Regions from separate parts of the Mus musculus genome. Here region 1 is linked to region 2. The links are chromatin loops, found by intact Hi-C in ENCODE. Cell type or tissue: heart. All regions are shown on one strand. Each heading gives the region's core, and the rest is flanking DNA. Links, peaks and the distances in the headings are about the cores only. Region 1 has its middle 120 kb from the start of Dock1. Region 2 overlaps D7Ertd443e (DNA segment, Chr 7, ERATO Doi 443, expressed).

Region 1 (9,648 bases), core at 551-8,550, 290 kb after region 2:
TAAACACATCTTGTAGAAAAACAAAAACACTGTATCTCTTTCTAAAGCAAAGTGAGGATCTGGAGAGGTGGCTCCGGGTTTAAGAGAGCTTCTGCTCTGACAGAGAACCCAGGTTCGCGGTGCCCACCCTGGGTGGCTCACAACCACCTCTAACCGTATCTCTGTGGAATCTGATGCCCTCTTCTGGCCGCTACAGGTACTGGATTCATGGACACAAGCATAAACACATATATAATTAAAAAATAAAATATCCTTTAAGGCAACAAGAGAACAAAACATCCTGGAAGGTCCAAGCTTAATCAATGTTTACTGATCAGCTTTACTAACCAGCTGCTATTGTTATTGAGCGTGGTGGCTCACACCTTTAATTCCTATGCGTTCAAGGCCAGCCTGGTCTACAGAGTGCCTTCGAGGACAGCCAGGGCTACACAGAGAAACATCATCTCAAAAAGCAAAGCAAAACAAACAAATCTAATCAACTATTAGCCCAGCTCTGGCCTTGGTTGTGACAGAGCATCTGCTGATCTTCTGTCTCCCCCCACCCCCGCCCCGCCCCATCCTCGGAGGAAAGGATTAAGTCCTATCTAGAAGGGAGGAAAAATCTGAAAATCACTAGCCACAAAAAAGAAAAAAGCCATGTGACCCAAAGCCAAGAAAGAGTGAGGGGGTGACCACAGAGCCAATGGGCCATGGATCCAGATGTTAACATTAGCAGACAAACTTTATAAAACAACTATTTTCAATGCATTTCTAATGATAGAAAAAGATGGATATTAGATAAGATAATAAAGATGATTTTTAACATAGCTCATAAACTACAAAAATATTAGCTAAATGGATGTTCTCCAATAGAAAAGATAATGTTTGAATTAGGAGCTCATTAGCTGGAGTTGCCAGCAAGTTTAACAGGCAGAATAAAGGCCTCTCATCTTCACTGATTGTAATAGTGAAGCATTCTATTTACAATAGAAAGCATCCAAACTGAGGCATGGCAAAGAGAAACAGTGGGAGAGAACATGTTTCAAAGTTGGAGAATATACAATAGGGACTGGGAATTATTGACAACATAAAAGCATCAGGTCTAGGTTCCTGGATTTGACTTCCAAAAGGGAAAAAGAGATTAAACATGCAGGACATAGTCAAAGTGTCTAATACCTATAAAAATCCATTGTCTAGAAGGAGGAAAGAAAGAGAAGATTAAGACAAGATGGCCAGAGTGTGTCCATGACTGATGGAAGACACATATGGAGAGAAAAAGCAAGCACAACACTAATGAAAACCAGAGAGACAGACAGAGAGGAAGCCTTACAACCAATTAAAGGCATGCTCGAATTTACAATCGAAACATCCCCAACAGGGTGGACCTCAGTCCTCACCCTATGGAAAACTGAATTTCCTCCACTCAGGCAGAGCTTCCTTCCTTTGTCACTCAGTAGTAGGAAAATGGGTGTACTGGCTGGTTTTGTGTGTCAACTTGACACAGGCTGGAGTTATCACAGAGAAAGGAGTTTCAGTTGAGGAAATGCCTCCATGAGATCCAGCTCTAGGGCATTTTCTCAATTAGTGATCCAAGTGGGAGGGCCCCTTGTGGGTGATACCATCTCTGGGCTGGTAGTCTTGGGTTCAATAAGAGAGCAAGCTGAGCAAGCCAGGGGAAGCAAGCCAGTAAAGAACATCCCTCCATGGCTCTGCATCAGCTCCTGCTTCCTGTCCTGCTTGAGTTCTAGTCCTGACTTCCTTTGGTGATGAACAGCAACGTGGAAATGTAAGCTAAATAAACCCTTTCCTCCCCAACTTGCTTCTTGGTCATGATGTTTGTATAGGAATAGAAACCCTGACTAAGACAATGGTTCATGAGGGAGGATGTTGAACAGTTGTCACCCTGTTCTCTGCAGTACCTGTCATCACCACAGTTCTTCTGTGTTGTTGGGCTTCTGATTGTCATGGTCCAAAGTCCAGGCTTCCCTGCATACCCTCAGGGATTACAGTGACCTCTGCCCTTCTCTGAGGGGGTACTGTGCAGTGAGCAGTGCCCTAGCAAGGTGGCTAGTTCAGAGATGAGACAAAACCCACCTTGAGTCTTTGCTGTTGGGAAGCCTGGACATCCTGTTGTCACTGAAAATTCCCCTAGGTGAGTCTGAGGAACAATACAGACATGAATATGGCTGTGTTTTTAAGGTACTGGGGGTCTCAGTCGAACTCTCACCAAGAAAATATTGTCCACCGTGATGTGAAGAAGAGATCCCCAACTTGGTCACTGGCAACAGAGGTTTTGGTGAAAGTGAAAAACAAAAACCTTTCTATGGATTCCAATAGATTCATTTAAAGTAGAAAGATTATGAAAGGAAGCATAAAAATAAGAAATGCAAACTTATCAGCAAGGATATCTAAACCAGACATCTGCAGCACAGGAGATCAGAGCAAATGAGGTTGATGGTGCTACAAATTCCCTCCTGACACATAAGAACTCCAGTAGAAGCTTTACAAATGATCTGGGCATGGTGGAGCCGGTCTGAATCCAGAGCTCAGGGGACCAAGTCTGGAGAATCATGACTTTGAGGCCAGTGTGGGCTATATAGCATGATAATATATATATATGAAATCTGAGATTATAATTCAGTTAGTAGAATATTGACTTAGGATGAACAACTCTGTGCGCCATCTCCAGTGTCACATAGACAGGCGAGTAGACCAGGTGTCCCAGCCCTCCAGACGTAAAAGCAGGAAAATTGGAAGTTCAAGATCATTCTTGCCTACAAAGTGAGTTTGAGGCCACCCTGTGATACATTGAACACTGTCAGGAGGAGGAGGAGGAGGAGGAGGAGGAGAAATAGAAGTAGTAGTAGTAGTTGTTGCTGTTGTTTTAGCTGTTCCATAAACCTTAAAAACAGATTCCAAACCTGTGAGTACCAGACCTAAAAACCTCTTCAGAAGATTGTGGCTTATCCTGCAAGGCCAGTACCAAACACATGCAGGGCTGTTAGGTGCTGGGCACTTCCAGACCAACCACTGACATGACCATTTGGCAAGTGATCTTTGTTTTCATCATTGCCAAGACAGTTCTGCAGTCTGACGGAGTCCAACTATTTTTCCAGGGAACTGTGCAAAAGTAGCCTGTGTTCTAGACAGGCTGAGAAGCTGAGAGAATGTGGTACGCTGAGTTCATAAAGCTTTCAGATGTCCTGTACCCCATGAGGCAGCTCACATCTGGGACACATCTGTACTCATTTCTTAAGCAGAGTCAAAGACCATTCCCCAGTGGTTAGTGCAGCTAGAGCCTTCCCAGGAGCTCAAGAAAGGGAGAGGGGAAACTAGGTTCTTGGCACCATATCAAACTCTCCATGATGTCTTTTATACACTTTGACAAGCCTTCTGGACAATTAACAATGACATCACCTGGCCACTTTTAATCCACAAGCTTGGGGCATGGAGTGTGTGTGTGTGTGTGTGTGTGTGTGTGTGTGTGTGTGTGTGTGTGCACACGCGCGTGCAGAAATATGTCCTGCACATGTGGTAGGTGATGAAGCCAGTGTGGAATGTTTCTCCCTGACAGTGCTCGAGTAGAAATTCAGGATGCCTTCAGTGCTGTCTGGGGTCCTGCTTCGAGTGATTTCATCTGTTTCTTAAAATGCTCTGGAGATGCCCAAACCCAGGTATGGACTTCATTCAAGGTCACTTTTATAACATAAAGGGGAAAGCGGAGAAAACACAGCTGCTCTGAGCCTTTTGTATCTGATGCTGCAGCTTTCAATCCAGCCAAGAAACAAGAATGCTCACCATACAGCTATGCTAACCAATAAACTCATTTCTCTTCCAAGAAGCTGTTGCCACTCTATCTTCTTGCTGAGCTGCTGACCAGAACCTATCTTTGCACATAGAAATATGTGTTTGTGTGTTATTACATAAATACTATAAATACTGTATCTATTAGGTTGTAGCTTGACATGTTTGCCTTCCTTGTACTTCCTGGAAGAACTCCCCATACCAGTGTATATGAAGCAGATACTAAGAACTACAATTGAGTAGTCAAAGTCACACATATTTTACTCTTAAAAGGCCATGTCAAGTTGATCTCCTGAAATCCACAGGGGCTGACAGGACAGGCTGAAAAATTAGCTCAGAAGCATGGGTAAGCTGATTAACCTTTGTATGCCTCAGTTTCCTGACTTGTAATTGGACAACTGGTCAACCAACCCCTGCCTATGTCCCAGCAGCTGGGATGAGAACAAGATCAGACCTAGTGCGTGGCCACACTGGCGAAGCACAGAACCGAGTGCCAGTGTTAAGGATTAGTCACCATAGGGGGGTTTGGAAAAGGCAGCTGGTTCCAGCGCAGCTGCACTGGGCAGACCCAGGCTGTGGCCCGCCTGCTCCTGTTGCTGTTTAGAAGCCACACTGCTGCTTCCTCTTCGGCATTGTTTAACAGCTCCAGCCCTCCTCGGCTGCAGAATGAGCTGGCCCAGGCTTAGCCAGGCATACAAATGACTGTGTTTCCTTAATGGATTCTGAGCATGTGCACTGGCATTAATTTAAAGCCATTCATTGCACTTCTTATCAGGGTAAAGGACATTGGTGCATTTTACTGTTATCTTGAAGTTAATTTGAGGCTTTAAATATTTAAGTGTTTGATAACTTGTCGTCTGGGAGGGTGAAATACCATGAGAGGCTCAGACTGTATGTATTTATCTCTGGGTTAGATACGAGATTCCTCCCACTTCTCCCAAATAACACTGACTTGCAAAGAAGTCCTTTTAAAATTCATTTTCAGGCTATTGATTCTTTCAGAATGAAGATGCTCTATCAAGAGGCAAAGAAATTACTTCTGAATAGCTTCCTGTTCTATGGACTGTGTGGGTTGGAGCAGTGATGTATGCAAGTGTGCAAAGATACAGGTGGCGAGATGAGCTACGAGCATTCTAGAAGCAGCTCTCTAGTGGCCGTGTCCCATCCTTTTTGAGAGCCTTCATCCGGACTCAGTCTGCCATGCCAGATAAGCATGGCAGGGAGTTGGCCCTCCTGTTAGAAGACACATGCTTTGTGGTGTTTTGAAAGCGAGTTACAGCTTTCATGAAGCACCTCTTTTTCCCTAGTCAAATGTCCTTAGTACAACTCAACTTTCCTTCCTTCCTGAATGAATGAATGAGTGAATGAATAAATGAATGACTCAGAAGAGTTGTCAGTGACAGCTGCATTGTTTGGAACAGGATACATGTTCAGATGGATGCAGATTGATGGACTAAGTTTCAAGGTGAACTGTGTGCAAAGGAGAGTGTGCATAGCCCAAGCCAAGCAGAGTCACCAGTTGCTAAGGAATCCCTATGCATGCCAGCCTCAGGAGAGGAACTGTCCACCCATGCTTCATGCCAGCTCTCCCCCTCTCACCCAGTACTTGACCTGGGGCCGGCATCTCCTTCACTTAAAACAACATAGGAATTTTTGAAAGCATCTCCTTCAGACCTCAGTTTATAGTTAATTACAGAATACATGAGAGCATTAAACCCAGTTCCAGGCGGAGAGGTGAAAGCTGCACTATTGAAAAGAATCCATGATGTCCGTCTTGTGTAGAAGACCTCATGGGGACTAAAATAAAGAATAAAGCCAAACCTACAGCTTGGGCCCAAGGATGTTCAGAATGGGACTAGAGCCATGGAGTGCTCAAAGAAGTTCCAAACTATACAAAGAGGATGTGGCATTAGAAGACCTTGCACCTACGCATGTGCAGTAGAGAAATAAGGATGGAGACCAGAGAACACACAGCTGAGGGGCTACTTCAGAACTGAAATAACCCCAGGCAAAGGACCGTGGGGTGTGGGCTGGGGTCTGTGGTAGGGAATCCATGATTCTAAAACATGACTGGACCGGGTCGAAAACACGTCCCATGCACAACCCACAGAATGACAGATGGTGACTCTGTGAATGACAGCTAAGACATTCGACATTGTGTAGCTGAAAGTGAGCCAGCTGGATGCCTTTAAAGTGAAGCAGGGCAATGATGTAATCCCAGCTGTGCGCCAGGAAGAATAACATGGTGACAGCATGGAGCATGGCTGAGAAGAGTCTAGAAATGTAAGACCAGGTAGACTCTCATGAGCTGAGTCAATGATGGCGGGAAGTTTCTGTCTCTAGCAGCCTTTAAATGTGCTGTGTTTTCCACTCTGGAAGGAGGAGAGATGGAATGGAGCCAGGAGAGAGCAAGGTCCATTGGGCTCAAAGGAAATTAACTGAAAGAGGAACTCAGAAAAAAAAGCCCATGAAAAATGTGAAAATACGCCTTTCTCCTGGGAAACCTAACATCAGGGTCTGGTTTCTGCAAAACACCATCATCTGTCACAATACCGTTGTGATTCGAACTTTATTGCTATTGTAATTCTGTTTATATTTAGTTAATCACTCAATTTGGCTTCAGAGTTCTGTGGAGTGCTAGCAGAATAAGAATCTGCACCTTGTCTGTACATATATGTAATGTGCAGCACAGCCTAATGACACCCACCTCTAAAGCTCTGATGGAGGCATCTGCCAAGAATTCTTATTCTCCTGCTCCACCCACCTGTCTGATGGACACCTAGGACAAGGCACTCCCAAACCTGAATGGGTGTCCTCCCTTGAATCTGTTCCTCCTGTATAGTCCTGCGGCACCATCATTTCTGTTGCTGAGCCAAAAACTATGAAATCACCTATCTCTCCTCTTTCTTTCTCACCCTACGTCCCGTCAGTCAGATGAGTCTCTTAGGTCTCCTGACTCATCTTCATGCACAACCCACACACAATTCAGCTTCTCAATCTCTCACACTTAGGGTCAAGCTACACAGACCTCTCTCCTGGGTTATTATAGCAGCCTTCCCCTGCCCTCTTTCCTTCCCTTTGGATATGGTTTGAGTTTGACCCCTCAAGGGCTCAGCGCTATGAGCCTGATCCTCATCTGATCGTGTTGAGAGGTGGTGTACTTTTAAGAGGTGGCATTTAGGTCATTAGGAATGTCCCCCTCAGGAGAGATTCCATGCAGTTCTCATGGACCTCACTGATCTGATCACACACATTGTCTCAGTTTGGCTTCCTGTCTGCCACATGATCACACACCCCTGCTATAAGCCATCCAACGTGGAGCTGATGCAACCTTTGGCATCTTGTTACAGTAAGGAAAAAATGGACTGATCTGCTACAGTCTCTTCTTAACACTTGAAAACATGAGTAAGATCAAGTTCCTTTCTACCTCAAACATTTTAACCTCACACAGGAAAACCCAGATTCCTACAATGGCTTGTAGGACCTACGTGTTCTGGCTCTGGGCTGCTTTTGTTTTAAATTTGAACTATTATCCTTTTTAATGCATTATATGAAATTCACTGTCATGATCCATCTTAAGTACACAGTTCAGTAGCATCAAGGATCTTCATGCTGCTGATGAACAGACCTCAAGAGTGGATCTTCATCTCTCACATTGAAACGTGGGCTGGGGAAATGGCTTAACAGGTATTTGCTGCCAAACCTGACATGACTTAAAGTTCAATCCCTGGTACATACATGAAGAGCACAACCCCCACAAGGTATCCTCTGTCTCTCTGTCTCTCTGTCTCTCTGTCTCTCTGTCTCTCTGTCTCTCTGTCTCTCTCTCTCTCTCACACACACACACACACACACACACACACACACACACACAGAGTAACCTGTACACACACAACAAGTAAACAAATAAAGCATAATAAAAGGAAATCTTAAACTCTATACTCATGAAACTTCTCTCCCTTCTGCCACCTCCTCAGTATCAAGCAAGCGTCCCACTTATCTCTCTAGGAATCTCCCGGTCTACCCAAGTAGAACCACACAGCAGTTGGTTTCTTGAAGCTGCCTTATTTCACTTAGCCCCAGGCTGCCTTTTAAAATTCAGCTGCTACTCTCTTCCTTGTTCAGCCTACTCCATCCATGTGGTCTGCCTGCCTGGCCCTGAACCACATCGAGCTCACCCCTCTGGGTCCATTCGGTACACCCCAAATCAATCCGCCCTGCAGAAAGGACAAGCATCTCTCCCATGCTGTGCATTTGTTGATGGGGGTGAGCTAGAAATGAGCCATGGTGGACATGTTTACATCATGAGAATCAGAAAGTTCCGAGGGGGAAAAAATTAGATAGCTGGTTGCAAAAACACTATAGAGAGCTGGTTGTTGTCATCTGCCACCACACCACTACTCTGCCTGGAATCAGTGGTCCTGAGTTTTTCTCCTATCTCTTTGATTTCTGCAACACAGCCTCACTGGTAATATCCTTTAGGCTCATACTGTATATAGTAGCAATCAATCCGTACGTACCCCTTCCTCTTCCCATCACTGCCGTCTATCTGACAAACCATGTACTTAACATCTATCTGTTTACAATTTGTGTTTTCCTTCCAGAATTTCAGCTCCATAAAAACAAGAACTTTGTGTAATGTGCTTCTTCTCTGGCACCAGGAACAGTACCTGTCCTCTTTAGGGTGCTCTCTCTCTCTCTCTCTCTCTCTCTCTCTCTATATATATATATATATATATATATATATATATATATATATATTTGTTGAGTGCATTCATAAATACATACAATAGGTCATTCTATGCCCATATTGATTTTCCAGCAATTATTTAATACAGTGAAATCTATCAAATAAAAGAGCTAAGTAGATAGATCCGTGTTTGCAGCTACATTAAAAAAAAAAAAAGCTAAGCCTTAAAGAGTAAATTGTACTGGCTAGTTTTGTGTCAACTTGACACAGCTGAAGTTATCACAGAGAAAGGAGCTTCAGTTGAGGAAATGCCTCCATGAGATGCAACTGTAAGGGATTTTCTCAATTAGTGATCAAGGGGGAAAGACCCCTTGTGGATAGGACCATCTCTGGGATGGTAGTCTTGGGTTCTCTAAGAGAGCAGGCTGAGCAAGCCAGGGGAAGCAAGCCAGTAAGGAACATCCCTCCATGGCCTCTGCATCAGCTCCTGCTTCCTGACCTGTTTGAGTTCCAGTCCTGACTTCCTTGGTGATGAACAGCAGTATGGAAGTGTAAGCCGAATAAACCCTTTCCTCCCCAACTTGCTTCTTGGTCATGATGTTTGTGCAGGAATAGAAACCCCGACTAAGACAATTGTTAAACATCATAAAATAATGTATAAAACATATGTAAGTGTATAGGTATATATTAACAAAAATGTTGCCCAGAGTATAAAATGAGGCATTAATCACTTTCCTGTTGCTGGGATGAAACATCATGACTCAAAGAACATTCACTTTGGCTTATGGTTCTAGAGACCATGATGGCAGAGGAGTCACAGCAGTAGGTGGCCAGGGCTGGCAGTTGGCTGAGAATATTCTGCACACTAGGACACAGAGAGAGTGACCTGGAAGTGGGACAGTACCATGTACTCTCAAGGCCCAATCTCTTCAATGTACTTCCTGCAGCAAGGCTCTATGTTTCATCACATCCCAAACAGAGTCACTGACCGGGGTCCACATATTCAAACACATGAGCCTACAGAAACATTTCTCATTCAGACAGTTCAGACTGCATATATATATATGTGTGTGTGTGTGTGTGTGTGTGTGTGTGTGTGCATGTATGTGTATGTATATATATATACATACACACACACAATTTAATTTCATATTTTCTCAATGTGATGTTTCAAA
Region 2 (9,648 bases), core at 1,139-9,138:
TGCCAGAGAGAGTATAAGCAAGCAGATAGAGAGTAAGCGTCCTTCTTCGGTGGATTTATACAGGCTGCCAGCAAAGTGTGGTCCAGACCTCAAAAGATCTGGATATGTAGCAAAGGATTGCCTTAGCAGGTATCACTGGGAGGGGAGCCCCTTAGTCCTTCGGAGGCTCGATGACCCAGGATAGGGGAATGCTAGGGCGGTGAGGCAGGAATGGGTAGGTGGGTGGGGGAGCACCCTCATAGAGGCAGGAGGAAGGGGACAGGGATAGGAGGCTTGTGGAGGGGAAACTGGGAAGGGGGAATAAATAACATGATAACACTTGAAAGGTAACTAAATAAAATAACCAATAAAAAACGAAAAAAAGATACGATGTTTCAAGAGAGAGAGAGAGAGAGAGAGAGAGATCTGGAGTAAAGGTGTATCTTTCCACTTCAGAGATCCAGATTAGAAATGAGTCTTACCACTTCAAATACTAATGATTTCATTTAAAAAAAAATCTCTCACAAGTTTGCCCAGTCATTGGGCTGTAGCTAATTCCAGACATAGTCAAGTTCACAACCCCGAATAGCCATTATATTTTCCCTCTTTTCAGCTGTGTGTGTGTGTGTGTGTGTGTGTGTGTGTGTGTGTGTGTGTGTAGGATATGTGTGAAGCCAGATGATGACAATTGGTGTCTACTTCAATTGTTCTCCATCTTCGTTTTTGAGGCAGGGTCTCTCACCAAGCCTAGAGCTCATGGTTTTGGCTAAGTGAGCTGGTGAGAGAGGCCCAGAGAGCTTCCTGTCTCTCTGTCCCCAGCGTCGGGATTGTTGGAACTGCAGGTGTGTGCTGTTGGGCTCAGCTTTTGCTCGTGGGAAGCACTCAGGACCAACCACTGCATGTCAGCTCATCTACTGAGTGAGGAGTCATCTTCCTCCCTGTCTTTTAAGAATTTTAAAAGTTTTCCTTTGTTTGTCTTGAGATGCTCTGAAAAAGTCTGCTCTTTCCTTCCCAGGGTCTAAGGCACTTAGATCTGGGACAAACACTACTACTTGAAGTCACCTTTCTGACTGCACCAAGGCCCGACAAGTGCCATTCAGGATGTGTCCAGGAACCTTTTTTGAGAGGCAAAGGAACCAACTAGAATTTCAGTGTCGCCCTCCCTCCTTTTGTGCACATTCCAGATGAGCACCTCAGATTAAATCTTCCATTGAGACACCACCTGCAACTTAAAGAAAAGCTCTGAACTTTTGGAGAAGCTTGCAAAGTTGTCATTGCTATAGTCCATGTGACTTGTAGACCGAGGTCTGCCTTGGTGGAGGATCCTGGCCTTCGAAAATAAGCCACAGGATGTTAGTGGGGGACCTTGCAGAATCTCCAGTACCTGTTGCATAGCCTGCTCTTCCAGGATCAGCCAGCCTTGTCCCAACTGTACATAGCAAGATGGGGGAGGGGAAGAAGAGGGAGGGGGAAAGGGAAGGGGAAAGGGAGAGGGAGAAGGAGGGAGAAGGGAGAAGAAGGGAGAAGGGAGAAGAAAGGAGAAGGGAGAAGAAAGGAGAAAGGAGAGGGAGAAGAAGGGAGAAGAAGGGAGAAGGAAGAAGGGAGAAGGAAGAAGGGAGAAGAAGGGAGAAGGGAGAAGAAAGGAGAAGGGAGAAGAAAGGAGAAAGGAGAGGGAGAAGAAGGGAGAAGGGAGAAGAAGGGAGAAGGAAGAAGGGAGAAGAAGGGAGAAGAAGGGAGAAGAAGGGAGAAGGGAGAAGAAGGGAGAAGGGAGAGGGAGAAGGAGAGCGAGCTAGAGAAACTTCCAAAGTGATTCAGTCCCAGGAATGGGCTGCTTCTGCCAAGGATGGCGGGTTTCAAAGGTTTCTGCAGGGCTACACATTTGTGGGCAATTTTGATGAAAGTACAAATTCAAGGAGCCTTACCATGTGGAGCCATCTGCTGATGGACACACTGTAATCACTTAGCAGCTCACTTCCTTTGAGAGTGCACACAGTGCATTCCTGTCCACCCAAAGAAGTCTTTTTTTTTTTTTTCCTACCACATTCTTAGTTGCTTGACCCAGAACTCTCATGTACCAATGATTAGATCACACTCCCTGGGCAGACACATCCAGCCCCTCCTGCATACACTGTGCCTCATACCCAGACTGTGGGTCATCAGATACACTCAGAGGCCAGGTCTAGTGCATGACTTTTTTTTTGCCAGTGAATGGTGAAAAGTAGGGACTCTGAGAGACAGAGAATTATCCACACTCTCTCATGATTGGCTGCCTTACCGGTACTTCTTTCAGAGTCTTGCTCCACAGAGCAAGTATTTGCTGACTCACCCAGGGGAGCTGACAGCTTCCAGGAAGTTGGGTTGGCAACAGACGCTGTTTGAAGAGCCAAGACAATTGTTTTCCCATTATTCCATTACCAGCTGGCAGACAGGATGTATAACCCAAATAGGAATTGCTCCTTCCACATAAAGTCATGGGGACCACCGGGAGATGGCTCAGTTCTCTTACCACCTGGATGTCTCTAAGGATTTCAAATGTTGCCTGGTCCAAACTCAGGAATCTTTCTTTAGAAACTCCTCAGCCCCCTCATGCTGCATCTCTGAAAAGCCATCTCCATTCTGGACCTAAGACATCCTCAAATGCAAACAAATCATTCTCAGAGAATTTGTTTGGTGACGTTAAGATGGCAAAGTCTAGTTAGAATTTTCAAACCCCACGGAGTCTTTCTTGAGGTCTGAGTTTAAGAAAAATACTCAACAGTTGGTGGCCAGTTCCTGAGAGGAGGGAAGAAATGGCTGCGTTATTTCTGTAGGCCTTGATTTCTCTACTTATCATAACATTAGATATTTCTGTTATTACTATACAACATAAGAGAAACTCAGGCTGTGTTCGATCCATTTGTCAGCATTAAAATAATTTCTACAATAAGAAAATAAGCTCAACAGGAAACCAAATGTTCATTTTCTGCCTTGTCCCAGCCAGAACAGAGGGACCATTACCCCACACCAGACAACACGCCATATTCCTACGTGGTTCCCCTCTCTGGGACCTTAGTTAAGAACCGCCCTTGAAAACATTCTTTAGTGCCATTTAATGTGCGGCTGGCTCTTCCTTCTTTACATTTGAGGACTCAGCAGCAGGTTTGGAGTGAAGGTGAGTGTTTTATGAACTCTTAAAAGTTGGCTCCATCTAGCATTCTCTCTTTAAAATGTTAGCTGACAGAAACCCACCTCCTTAAGTATCACCGAACAGTCTGGAAACAGCTGGGCCCTGAATTTAGATGCATGGGAAAAGCTTCTGAAATACTCTGGAGATACTAAAGAAAAGTAAGGACAGATGTCTTGGGATCTTCATCCAAGAGAGTCTGTCCTTAACTATCGCAGAATTGACTTAAAGTGTGCATTTTTTTTCAAAAAGCTGTTGAACTGTACATAGGAATTCATTGGCGTACTGAGAAGAGGCCCTAACAGTATTTTAGAAAAGCAAACACAAACTTTGCTGAGCTGCTCTGAAAGGATTCCCAAGGTGATGGGAACATGGAGGGGATGTGAAAGTTTACCAGAAGCCAGGAGCTTGGGAAGCCGTTGCAGGTCGGTCACAAGTTCAAGGCCAGCCTCTGATACATAGAAAGTTCAGAACTAGCCTGGGTTACATGAAACTGTATCTCAAAAGCCCTAAAACCAGCCAACCAAATGTTTTCAAGAATATTTTGCATTTCTTTACTTATTCACTGCGCTTATGTGTGGGGGCAAGCACATGCTATGTGCACGTGAAAAGATCCAGGGGACAAGCTGTGGAGTCAGCTCTCCCCTTCTGCCCTGTGGGTCCTGGGGATCAAAGCCAGGCTGTCTGCCATGCCTTGGGAAAGTACCCCTCCACCTATAGAGTCACCTTCCCAGCCCCCAACCAAACTTTATGATAAAACTTCCTGCTTACAGGACTGACCAGACGCAATAAAGCTAAGCATACAATGGCCTTTTGAAGCATCTCACTGCTAAGCCCTCTCAACCAACTCATGGCCCATGAGCTTCTCCTCCCACCTCTGTGCATGCCAGGAAACACTCATGATGTGTTTGCTTTGGGCCAGGCATTCTTCCACACACTCCACTCCCATCCACTTTATTTCCATAGCAACCGCATGAAGAAGGCACTATACTTACCTTGCATCTGGCAGTTAGGGAAACTGAGGCAAGGATAAACAACCAACTGTGCCAGGTCTTTACTGAATTTTTTTCCTTTCACCCCACCCCCACCCTCCACCCTGTTTCCACCCTTTTTGTCTGCTCAGTTAAAACGGATCCTACCCTTTGTAGAGTCTCCCTTAGGTGGCTGAGCAATGCTAAACTTGGTCAGTAGGGGGCGCTGGAGAGATATGGCTCAGCAAGGTACTGTGCCAAGCCCTACAAAGCAGGCATTTCCTCTCACCCCACCTTCCCACCCCCCTTTGACTGCTGCTGAAGCAGAGGGGGCTCAAAATCCCCAGGCAGGTCAGGTTTCTGTCAAGCCTCAGGGCAAGCCTCAGAGGGTGGATTTTCAGTAAGTTCTATGGGTGGGGCAGTACAAAACATTCTCTGTCATCTGCTGAGCCATGCTCTAATTCTTCTAGTGCAGCTCCTTTATTTCTGTGGCTACTTGGGCTCTTCAGAGCTGCCTCCACTTCTTACTAGACAATTCTCTATATGGTGAATGATTCAGTACATTAAGCATCCTTGGATTACCATGTGGTTTCTCTCCTGGCTGGGTGCTGAATGGCACCTCCGTCCAAGGCCACAGACCGGGAACAGTAGTGGCACCCCAGAGCTTCTGTTCCTGAAGGTTCTGTCAGGTTGCTTCCTCTGAACATGGCAGGCATAATGAAGCACAAGTGTAGATTCTAGTTGTCGGAGACAGCCTGCCAATAATAGCATGGGAAAGCACACCAAATTGTGTTGGGTCTCTATAGCCTATGGTTTTTGTTGTTTGGTTGTTTGGTTTTTTTTTTGTTGTTGTTGTTTTTTTGTTTTCCCCAAGACAGGGTTTCTCTGTGTAGCCCTGGCTATCATGGAACTCACTCTGTAGACCAGGCTGACCTTGAACTCAGAGATCTGTCTACCTCTGCCTTCTAGTGCTGGGATTAAAGGCACGTAACATTACTGCCTATTTTATTTGTTTGTTTTTAATGCCATTCTGCAATCCATTGCTGGAGAGGCTGCGATAGGTAGACCTTTGGGCCTCAGTGGCAAGTAAGCCACTATTTGTCAAGTTCCAGGTCAAGTGAGACATCCTGTCTTAAATATATACATACTTAAAACGGATAGTGTCTGAACTCTGATACCTAAGATTGTAGGATTATCCTCTGGCCTCCTCAAGTAAGCACACACATACCCACACACATGCATCTGAACATGTGAGCACACATATTTGTGAATACACACAGAGACATAGTGACATATCTACAAATAAATAAAGCAATTAAGAAATAAAGTAAAAGAGGAAGTGATGGCGTTGTCTCTGCTGAAGAGCATAGCAGAGAGGACAGTGCCAGGAGAGAGACAGAGACCTCGGGGAAATATTTTAAGTTTGACAATTACAAAAAAGATGTGCTCCCAGGATCCTTAATGAAGGAGCTAGAGAAAGAACCCAAAGAGCTGAAGGGGTTTGAAGCCCCATAGGAGGAACAACAATATGAACTAACCAGTACCCCCAGAAGGTCCCAGGGACTAAAACACCAATCAAAGAATACACATGGTGAGACTCATGGCTCCAGCTATATATGTAGCAGAGGATGGCCTAGTCGGTCATCAATGGGAGGAGAGGCCCTTGGTTCTGTGAAGGTTCTATGCTCCAGTGTAGGGGAAGGACAAGGCCAGGAAGCAGGAGTGGGTGGGTTAGTGAGCAGGGGAAGGTGGGAGGGGATAGGGGATTTTCAGAGGGGAAACCAGGAAATGGAATAACATTTGAAATGTAAATAAAGAAAATATCTAATAAAAACAAACAAACAAACAAAAAACCCAAACTCAACCATGTTAGCAAATAATCTGTTTTATCACCCCAAATCTGTATGTATCCTTACATATTTAAGCTTTGGAACAAAATAAAGACATCATCTTAATATTAATCCCCAATTGTAACATATTATAAAATACTTTCCAACTTTTTTCCAACTTCAGTAATTTACTTTAAATAAATGGTTGGACTGGCTAATTTAAAAAAAAAAAAAAGAGAGAGAAGATGTGCTCCAGAAAGAGAGGACATGTGTGGCAGTCAGATGGATGACAGGACAGGGGTGTCACCAGGGCTCCTGCACCACTCTCTACGCCTTCACTGGAGACTCCTACACACTGCCTGGGCAGTCATCTTGGCTTCTTTGCACCAGCTCCAGAGAGGCAGCATTCCCCACTGGTCATCTGGAAGCACAAGGACTTTCATGGTGGCCAAAGATAGAGGTGAAGGAGACATGGTGTCGTCATGGGGTTGTAGGGGGTATTGTCATTACTGATCAGAATACAGGACAGAGAAATGCTTGCATTTCAAATAACTGTTTTTATTTCCACGTTGGTTGCAAAAACTAATCTGTTCTTAACTCCACAAATACATATTTAGGGGGAGTGCTTGAAAGAATAAATTAAGAGTAGGTACCAATAGGCCATTTGGTCAAGATAACTTCTGTGCGTGGGTGGTGAAGATGCTGTCAGCTTTACTCAGTCATTCTCCTGGCTCCCACTGAAACAGGTGCTCTGGCTAACAAAGGCAGGCCCTGTGGGTGGGGCAGCAGAGAGGCAGAGGTCTCTTCTGCTTCTTCTGTGTTCTGCCTCTCCATCCGTCCCTCTCAAAATCAGCCTCTGACACTCCAGGATGTGTACAGAACACGAACTTTGACTTAAAGTTCAGAACTGGCAGCCATGGGATTTGAAGTTAAAATGTGGTAGACTTTTGCAAAAATTTTGGAAAAAAAAAAAAAATGTCCCTCCCCCCCCCCCCAAAAAAAAAAAAAAAAAACAAGCATCCAAGCACACGTGAGTATATGAAGCTTTCCTGCTTGGGTGGAATTGGTACAATGGAAACTTCAGAAGCAATGGGTAAAATTCACAAGCCAAGGAAGTTGGAAGGGACTAAATCTGGTAGGTCCCGAGGTGTTGAAGTCCCAGCAATGGACTGCTGATCCATTGCCTGCCGGACTGTTGCTTCTGTTTGGGACATTCAGAAAGTGACATTTCCTTTGTGGGAAAAAGAAAAATCAGGAGTAAAGTAAAGGTGTCTTGCACGTGTGGAGATAGTGTTAAATGTAATGGTTCATCCATCCAGCGTCGTCGTCAGAAGTGTTCCCAGATCCAGGGCTAGCAGAGCCACCTGGGATCAAACTGCATTCCTTTGAAGGAGCTGGTCCAGTAATTGCTGGAGGAGCAAGGGAAACAAAGATGTCAAGTTCTCCAACCGCCTGTGGACCGCCCACCTAGAACCTGCGCCAGGCAGCTAGCTACCTTTTTGAAGACTTCTGCTCGGAGCCGGTTACTCTGTAAGATCATTCTTTTCTTCTGCTCTTCTTTTTTCTTTTTAACTTCCGGCAAATTATTATAGATTCTGAAAGAGACAGAGGACATGGTGAGCCAGAGGTGCCAAGTGTTGGTGTGAGGGGGCAGCCCGGCTTAGTCAGCAGGAAGGAGCCCACGAGTAGCCCTCAGAGGGCAGGGAACCCTGTGGAAGAGGAGGAGGAGCCATAAGAGATGCAGGGCACCAGGAAAGCAAGGCCCTCTAAGTCAACTGAGCAAAGCCCATATAAACTCACAGAGACTGAGGCAGCAGGTACCGGGCCTGCGTGGATCTGCACGTCCTCTACGTGTATATAATAGCTTTTAGTTTAGTATTCCCATGAGAGTGCTGAGTGTGTAAGTGAGTAGATTTCTAATTCTACTGCCTTCTCTTGGGCTCTTTTCCTTCTGTTGGTTTGTCTTGTCCAACTAGCTTTTTTTTTTTAACTTTTATTTTGTTAAAAAAAAAAGAATAAAGGAAAAAACTTAAAATGAAACAAGTACATTTGTAAACCTAATGAAATTCATAGTGGCCCTGAAAAAGAAAAGAACTTCTTGGAGGTCCCAGGATATACAGTCACCCTGAGAACAGCATCTCAATGATGCTTCCCGGGCCGTGCAGCAGGCAAGCTGGGAGGCCTGGCATCTGCGTGGAAATCACCTCTCAGCCTGCCTTACCCAACTGGTTTTGCTGTTCTGAATGTCAAAATTCTCTACAGAATCCCAATTTTGCCGTCCAATTTTCGACTTCCTGTGACTTGATGAATGGCAGCAGCAAGAATCATAGATTGGAGAAAAAAAAAAAAGCTTGCTTCTCTTAGCGCATGGCACGTCTGATTAAGCTGATTCTAAGTACACTCCAGACTCAAGTATTTTGTCCTTGTCCCCACGTAAAATTACGATCTTCTGAGTTATCAGTGTGGCCTAAGGGACCCTTGTCTGGAAGGTTGTTTCTGCCTCCTCAACACAAACTGTTCAGGTGCTGATGTCGATTGGTTTTCCTCCAATACAATGGATTCACTACATCCTGAGCCTATAGGTTCCTGAGCTACACAAGGCTCTCAGTTCAAACATCTCTTCCTCACTTTCTCTCATGTATGAAGTCAGATGATTTGAGATTTCCTGCCCTTATAAGCATGAACATAAAGTATGAAAGAACAATGACAATATCAGTGGTTGACATCTTGGTTACTGAGCATCAGGGTAGTCACACTCAATGAGCATGATAGCTGGAAGTAGTAGCTAGGGGGACATACAACAGAGAACATGAGTTCCAGCAGGATGAAGAAAGTTGGGTAAAGCCCCTTGGATGACTAACAGTGGGCCAGCATTGGAACCTCAAGAGGAACGCTTCCTACTTAACTGTGAAGCACTGTGTTCCAACTACACAGCACACAGCTAATCATGGAATCCTGAGTGACCTGTACTCTAACAGAGCCTAGCACACTGTGGGTCTTAGTGAGGGTTATGTAAACGTGTGAATAAAGAAACACGCCTTTGCTTCACGTGAGAGTGACTGGGACAAGGAACGAGAGAAAGCCACAAGGGAACTGGTCTCAAAGCCCTCGCATGGGCAGTTCCTGAGATCCACAGGCAATCCTTCCTGGAGATGACCACCTGACTCAACTGGGAAGTTGAAACAAAAGCTTCCATGTCCCACCTCTGGCCCTGCACTGTTTCCTCAGATGAGATCTCCTGATATATAATAGTTTAACCCCACAAAGACACTGCACAGGCAGTCAAAAACAAGGACAGACATCTGCATCTTGGGAACGCTTACAGATGATGCCAGAAAATGGCAAGATACAGAAGAAAAGACATGCAAAGCACAACATTGTGCATGGTTGAAGATCAGGTGCCTGTGTAATGTACCAACAGGAGGCTTTTAAGGGGAAGAGAAAGGAGACAACTATGAGCAGATAGGTCTGGGGCCAAGCGAAGAAGCGCTGGCTACTTGGTCTTGAGGGAACTTCAGCTTAACCCCTATTGCTTGATCTGAATAAAAATATAACCAACATAATCCATGACAAGGGACACAAAGAAAAAGCAGTTTTGCGTGACTGTGGAAAGCTGGGGTCAGTGCCTAGCCATGTATGTTCCACAGAGCAAAGAGATCCAATTGCTTGGTCCTCCTGAGGAGGCCAGTTAAGGGCAGCCACAGGC

What was found. A loop is a pair of places that touch in the nucleus more often than their neighbours do. Peaks named below come from ENCODE experiments on the same cell type or tissue, not always from the same donor. Only the 100,000 strongest peaks of a DNase experiment are listed, where the experiment ranks them.
Region 1: a loop joins it to region 2, with 2.2 times the contacts of the local background. A loop is called at or near these places in 10 of 42 quality-filtered maps.

The regions. Positions count from the first base shown.
Region 1 is chr7:134,546,214-134,555,861 of GRCm38, forward strand. No RefSeq gene overlaps it. Among named protein-coding and RNA genes, the nearest start is that of Dock1, 120 kb to the right of the region's middle. In heart, for the core only: no CTCF peak of the experiment used is centred there; DNase peaks (open chromatin) are centred at 4,348 and 6,018.
Region 2 is chr7:134,259,301-134,268,948 of GRCm38, forward strand. D7Ertd443e (DNA segment, Chr 7, ERATO Doi 443, expressed) reads right to left here. Exons shown (of 9, transcript NM_001199941.1): 8 at 7,438-7,537; 9 at 6,962-7,351. The coding sequence ends at 7,313. Among named protein-coding and RNA genes, the nearest start is that of Adam12, 39 kb to the left of the region's middle. In heart, for the core only: CTCF peaks have their summits at 1,922 (motif pointing left) and 4,335 (motif pointing right); DNase peaks (open chromatin) are centred at 2,341 and 4,341.